2 separate regions of the Homo sapiens genome follow, and region 2 is linked to region 1. A link is a contact called in ENCODE Hi-C data. All regions are on one chromosome and are shown on one strand. The core of a region is the stretch at or near the end of the contact, and the rest is flanking DNA. Distances in the headings are between cores, read along the strand shown. Region 1 has its middle 28 kb from the start of SULT1E1. Region 2 holds the start of OPRPN (opiorphin prepropeptide).

Region 1 (3,103 bases), core at 167-2,666:
TAGGTATTTTACATATTATTACATTTTAATCCTCATATCAACAATGTTGACTGGTATCATATCCCTCATCTAAAACATCATAATATGTTTTAGATGAGGAAACCAAGTATCATGCCTAGGGTTCCATATAAATTGCAGAACCATAATTTGTACTTAGGCACATATAGTGAGGCAGGATATTAAAGAAAGAAAAGCAAAATAAAAATTAAAAGAAAAAAATAAAACAAGCTGCCTGTGTTAGGCAGACTCATTTCAAAGGCAGTAACAGGCAAAGTTTTGATAACGTTATCTAAGGGCCAGAGCTCAAAGGGATGTGCCCTGAAGACTTTCCCAGCACTCCCTCAATATAGAGATGTGAGGAGATAAGTTCTCCTATCTCTCCTTTAGTGTAAGTAAACTTCCCCCTCGAATCCCATGCCGTCTGCTATGTAACTATATCTTGCTCCTTGCTCTGTAAGTGTTATGAGTTCTTGTTTTCCCTATAGTTAATGATTGTAGGTTCCTGCTTTTTCATCTAAGCAGTGTAACAAAGGTCACCAGACGTGCCTGAGCAGGTCTAGCTTACAGCCAGCTGGACGCCATGGTGGGGGGGTCGCAAGATGAGTATTTGTGAAACTCCTTTGAACTTTGAACTAACCCAGATAATGACCATCTGGGCTGCATAGTAAGGGGTATACTAAACCTGAGTTATATGCCTGGCATAGCCTGATTAAGTGCCTTTGTCTTGTTTCTGTACATTTGTTTTCGCACCACTTAGGAGTAGGTATATGAGCAAGACCTTGTCTTTGTTCGGGGCCCAGTCTTTGGACATTGAGTCTGCTGTGTCTGAGTGCACTCAATAAAGATTCTCCTGCTTTACTCCGAGGTCTCTCTTGCCCTCCTGATTTTTCTGCAACATTTCTGGTGCGCCAGCCAGGAGGGAGAGATGACAGATTGGCTGTCTCCTTTGCCTGTGGGTCTGGGGCTCCCAGCCATGGGAGATCAGTTACCCCAAGCATGCCACTGGGAGAACCTCAACCTGAAGGGGAGATCGGCTCTCCTGCTTCTCCGGCGCCCCTCCCCTAACAGTGCAACAGAACCTGGAAGGGGTTACAGGACAATCCCAGAAGCAGCTCTACTGAACTGTGGTAAGGTTTTGGGGCTCAAGGCAGGACCTGTCCCGTAAGGACAGAAGAGGAGCTTGATCACCTCCCGAGGTATAACCACTAATTTGACCCAGAGAGGCTGGAGGTGAGAGTGGCTCTGCAATTCAGATGAAACTTATACCCCAACTGACATGGTATGTGAGAGAGGATTGCTAAGTCAGTTAGAAAAGGGAACTGGGAGAGGGGAAGTGTGTGAAACTGCGTGAGAGATGGTTCTGGGAGGGACTAACGCAGGAAGTAATGTGGGGAGACACAGATCTCTTAGTGTGGACTGTGTGCTCCGAGCGGTGTGGGACCGACCTGGGCTAGTGACAATCCACATCTGGCTAATAGGAGCTGCCCCCTGGCTGCAGCATCCGTGGTGGGAATAAGGAACTCTCCTAGCTAAGCAGCATCTGAAAACTCCCGTAATAGGAGACGGTCTGGTCGGTCAGAAAAGAAAGAGCGAGTGCACATCGTAAAGGGAGGAAATGTGGGGACAGTTGTTGAAACCCACTCCATTGGAATGTACGTTAAATAATTTTAAGAAAGTTTTTTCAGGGGATTATGGAATTAAACTGACCCCCCAAAGGTTGAGAACTCTCTGTGAATTAGAATAGCCCTCTATTGGTGTCAGTTGGCTGGCCGAGGATATTATAGATAGGGAGACAATAGGCCGGGCATTTAAGGTGGTGACCAGGGTCGGGGGACAGCAAGGGTAACCAGACCAATTCCCCTATATCAATTCATGCCTCAATATTATATAAAACTGACCAGCATGGTTGCAACCCTGTTTGGCAGCATATTGTAAGACACTAGTGGCCCAAGCAGCCGAACCCAAAAGTAAAATCAGCCATGCTGGCAGCTGCAGAGAAAAAGAAAAAGCTACAGGAAAGGCAAGATAAACGAGTTTTACAGGCACCTCAGGAGGAAACAGAATTTCCTCATCCTCCTTAGGTTCCAATCAACCCCCCTTTACCAAGACCAACTGCTTTTGCTGCTGGTTCATCTGTGAGGCCAACTGCCCCAGCTGCCCACAAGGAGTTAAATCCGAGTGGGTACATGCTCCCAGCCTCACCTGAGAAGGAGGAATCAGAGCTACAGAAAGTTAGGGCGGAAAGCCTAGAAAGTCAGGTAGGCTGTCTCAGGTCTGGCCGTGCCCAAGTCATGCAAATTGCTCTTCAGGAAATGAGAGGACCTGTCTATTATCAAGAGCATGGCCACATCCAGGGGGCAGAGTGAGCTTTTGTTTACCAGCTCTTTTCAATCACTGATCTCATGAACTGGAAGCATCATGCTCCCTCCTACACAGAGAAGCCACAGGCTTTTATAGACTTGATGCAGTCCATTATTCAGACAACCAATCCAACCTGGCCAGATTGGAAACAGCTTCTTCTGACACTGTTTAATATGGAAGAGTGCCAGAGACTGACACAGGCAGCCCTCCAGTGGCTAGAAGCAAATGCTCCTGCAGACACAGTTAATGCCCAGGCATATGCGCAGGGCCAGTTCCCTGAAACAGACCCCAATTGGGACCCAAATGACGCATCCCAGCTGCAGCATCTGCAGCAGTACTGAGAGGCAATCCTGCATGGGCTAAAAAATGGTGGGAGAAAAGCAGCCAATGCAGGAAAAAATCTCAGAGGTGCTCCAAGGAGCAGATGAAAGACCAAGCCAGTTTTACGAAAGACTTTGTGAGGCATTTCGGTTGTACACCCTGTTCAACCCTGAGGCTACTCAAAATCAGCATATGGTAAATACATCATTCATAGGGCAGGCCCAGGGCAATATTAGGTAAACATTGCAGAAGATGGAAGATTTCATGAGCATGAATGCTACTCAGCTTATTGAGGTAGCCACCAAGGTGTACATTAACCAAAATCAGGAGGCAAAGAGGGAGGCTAATTGAAGGCTTAAGAAAAAGGCTGATTTGCTGGCAGCAGCCCTTACAGGAAGGGAAGCTGGCTTTGCAAGGGGAC
Region 2 (3,103 bases), core at 386-2,885, 570 kb before region 1:
ATACTACCTGCCCTGTGTCCTCTTCCTGCAGTCCACTGTCCCTTCATGCTTAGCAACCGCTGACTAGATGGTTAGTCATAAATGAGAAAGGAAAAGGAAAGTAAGAGCAAGTCCATAATTATCAACAGCCTGACACTGTATTTTTATATACAGGACAAAATTCTTGGTATCAAAACTTTCTTTGAAATCATGATTAACAATAAATATAACAAGTAAATTTAGAATTGAGGGAACTTACTGTGAAACATGAAATAAGAGCCAACAGGCCCAAGAAGAAAGTTAATTTCATTCTTTAAAGTTGCTCCTACAAACAGGCCAAAGATTATCCACAGTTAGCCAAATCGATCAACAGTGTTTTTCAGAAAAAATTTTTTAAAACATTTTAACACTTGTTATGTAAAATGATGAAGAAAGACCAACATAACCTTTAAAGATGTGTTTGATATTTTGGGGAGAGGAAGCAGCATAGATGCACAGCAATACTGTCATGTTTGTGATTTTTTTTTTAATGGTGGTACTTTATTTTATGAAAGATAATTTTCAGATAATTGTTGAAAGTACATTTTAAAATTAAAGTATTTTTGGAAATTCCTTGTTGCCTTTAGTGGTGACTACTTTGGAACATAACTACTTAGGGTATACTTTTAGTATGTTTACTTAAAATTAGTCAAAGCTTACAGATTTCTATAGATTTGTGACCTAAATATTGTCAACGTGACACGACTATTGTAAAAAATAACTTCTTAATACAATTATTGTGTTATTGTTATTAGATCTGTCTGAAGCAAAAGAAACCATGTAATGTGTATTTTTCCTTTAACATCACTCTACTGAAGTATTATTACTTTGATATGATTTTTTTCCAAGTTATTCCAAAAGTCAATTATTGTCTATCAGTGTGTGAATTAGAAAAAAGATGTTTTTATCCTAATTTGTTTATAATTTTCAACAATATATAAGAAGCACATGGCACCCTGGGTTCTGGGAAGGCAAAATTCAAGCACATAGGCTGACAGATTGTCTTGGGGTTTATGTGGTATCTGTCATTGGCATTAGCCTTGAAAGTGATGTAAGACAGGTTGACAGATCCTATAGTTGTATGTGCGTGTGTCTACCCCCTTAAAATAGCTTTTTTCTTATATGTTTTCATATTAGAAAGCAGTTTGACAATACATAAGAAACCTAACTCAAACAAGAACAACAAAAATGCAAATCTAACTTAATATACCTTTTTAAGACTCTTCTACTCATGATTGACTTTAGAGACCATAAAATACAGCAGTGGAAAAAGTCAATAGATTGTGAAATTGGATGTAAATTGTGCAACTAATCAATATGAATGTTCTTGACATTTTTTCAGGAATTTTAAGCAATTTTACCACAGACAATGATTTTTTTTTTAAAAACACATCTGAGATTTTTGGGTAACGAGGCTATTTCCATTAAAAGCCATGAGGATGATATTCTTGAGAATATGAGCAAAAGCTAGAATTCCGAAGTGAAAATTCTTACATTTATATTTCTATATACCTACCTTGGTAGAAGATTCTTCTTTGGAACAAATTACTGCTTAATCTTACTCTTGCCAGATACTCAATTTAGGTAGCCACAATTTAAAAGTCCAAGAAGAGAAAGAACTTTGATAGAAAAGCCTTTCTTCTTAAATACCTCTGTCTGGATTTTTATTGGAGTTAAGAGAAAGGTTGAGAGAGGGTAAAGTTCTGTATTGATATTCTTTACTGAAACAAAGAAATAATAGTTGCAGTTGCCAGTTTGGCAGCTTCATCTATAGAACTGTGATCCAATCACTGTCCTAGCAGGCCCTGGGGCAGCACACAGAATGCTCAAGTACAGTGGTTTTCAAACTTGACTGCACATCACAACTATCTGGGAAGCTTTAAAAAATTCCACTTCTCAGACCTTACCCCAGAACAATTTATCAAAAGTTATGGGGCAGAAGACAGACAAAGTAATTTAATTTTGTTTTAAAAATTTTATTAATTTTATTTATGTTAGTTTTTTCCTTCCAACTTTTATTTTAGGTTCAGGGGTACCTGTGTAGGTTTGTTACATGAGCAATTTGTGTGTTTCTGGGGCTAGTTGTATAAATTATTTCATCACCCAGGTAGTGAGCACAGTACTCAACAGGTAGTTTTTTGATCCTCACCCTCCTCCTGCTCTACACCATCAAGTAGGCCCTGGTGTCTATTGTTCCCTTCTGTATGTTCCCGTATACTCAATGTTTAGCTCTCATTTCTAAATTAGAACTTGCAGTATTTGGTTTTCTCTCCTTGAATTCGTTTGCTTAGGATAATGGCTTCCACCTGCATGCACGTTGCTGCAAAAGAACACAAGAATTAAAAAACTCCCCAAGTTATTGCAAAGTGAAGCTTTGTTTGGGAACCACTGTTGTTAAAGGCTATAGATACTGGAGTTTTAATGTGTCTATACATATGTATCAGAACTGACATATATATATGTATAGTAAGAGTTGGTTTATTTGAGAAGAAGCTTATTTGGGAAGAAGGAATTTAAAGAATGGAAAAAGGAGGCAGTTGAAATAAATTCTTTGTCTTAATTTTGGAAATAACAGAAGATATCTAGTGGTGGGAGATAATTAGGAAATAGAATCCTTCTAGTTTCTTATTTTCAATTTCATATTTATTTCCCAGATGTGTAATTTTAAAGATACTGTATACATGCATTTGAGCTACTTAAAATGTTAAATATATAGAAATTACTTAATACATTTTTCTGAAGCTAATAATGAATATCTGGACTGCTTAATGGATAATAAATTCTCCAATATATGTTGTATTCTGTAAGTATGTGGTGTTATCCCATTATCTAAATCAGATGGATAAATTCAATGTACACTTGTCTACCAAAGATGGGAGGTATTACACAATCTATTTTCAATTTATGGCAAAAGGATGTAGTAAATTACACAATTTTATGTATAAAATGAAGGCAGGTACTGAGAAATTTACTCATAGGAAATAAAATCTATTCATTTGAGAGGAAATTACCATATGCTAGAAGATGTTATGCTTTATTTTCTAATAGCCATAATTTGTTGAATCCTTACCATGTCCTAGACTAT

What was found. Hi-C counts contacts between places; a loop is a spot of excess contacts on that map. Pooled maps may share reads with other maps.
Region 2: a loop to region 1 is called in a map with no recorded cell type, with 2.9 times the contacts of the local background. The contact joins the promoter of OPRPN here to the enhancer-like site in region 1. A Hi-C loop is called at or near these places in 6 of 37 single-sample maps with no recorded cell type and 3 of 50 pooled maps.

Annotation. Positions count from the first base shown.
Region 1 is chr4:69,830,169-69,833,271 of GRCh38, reverse strand. It overlaps a transcript of SULT1E1 not described here. Among named protein-coding and RNA genes, the nearest start is that of SULT1E1, 28 kb to the left of the region's middle. RefSeq lists enhancers at 387-681, 2,164-2,253 and a silencer at 1,246-1,425. Within about 2 kb of position 1,416, at least 11 of the 41 ENCODE cell types and tissues checked have a DNase peak (open chromatin) inside an H3K27ac peak, as active enhancers do.
Region 2 is chr4:70,396,472-70,399,574 of GRCh38, reverse strand. OPRPN (opiorphin prepropeptide) reads right to left here and starts at 1,635. Exons shown (of 3, transcript NM_021225.5): 1 at 1,535-1,635; 2 at 239-304. The coding sequence starts at 289.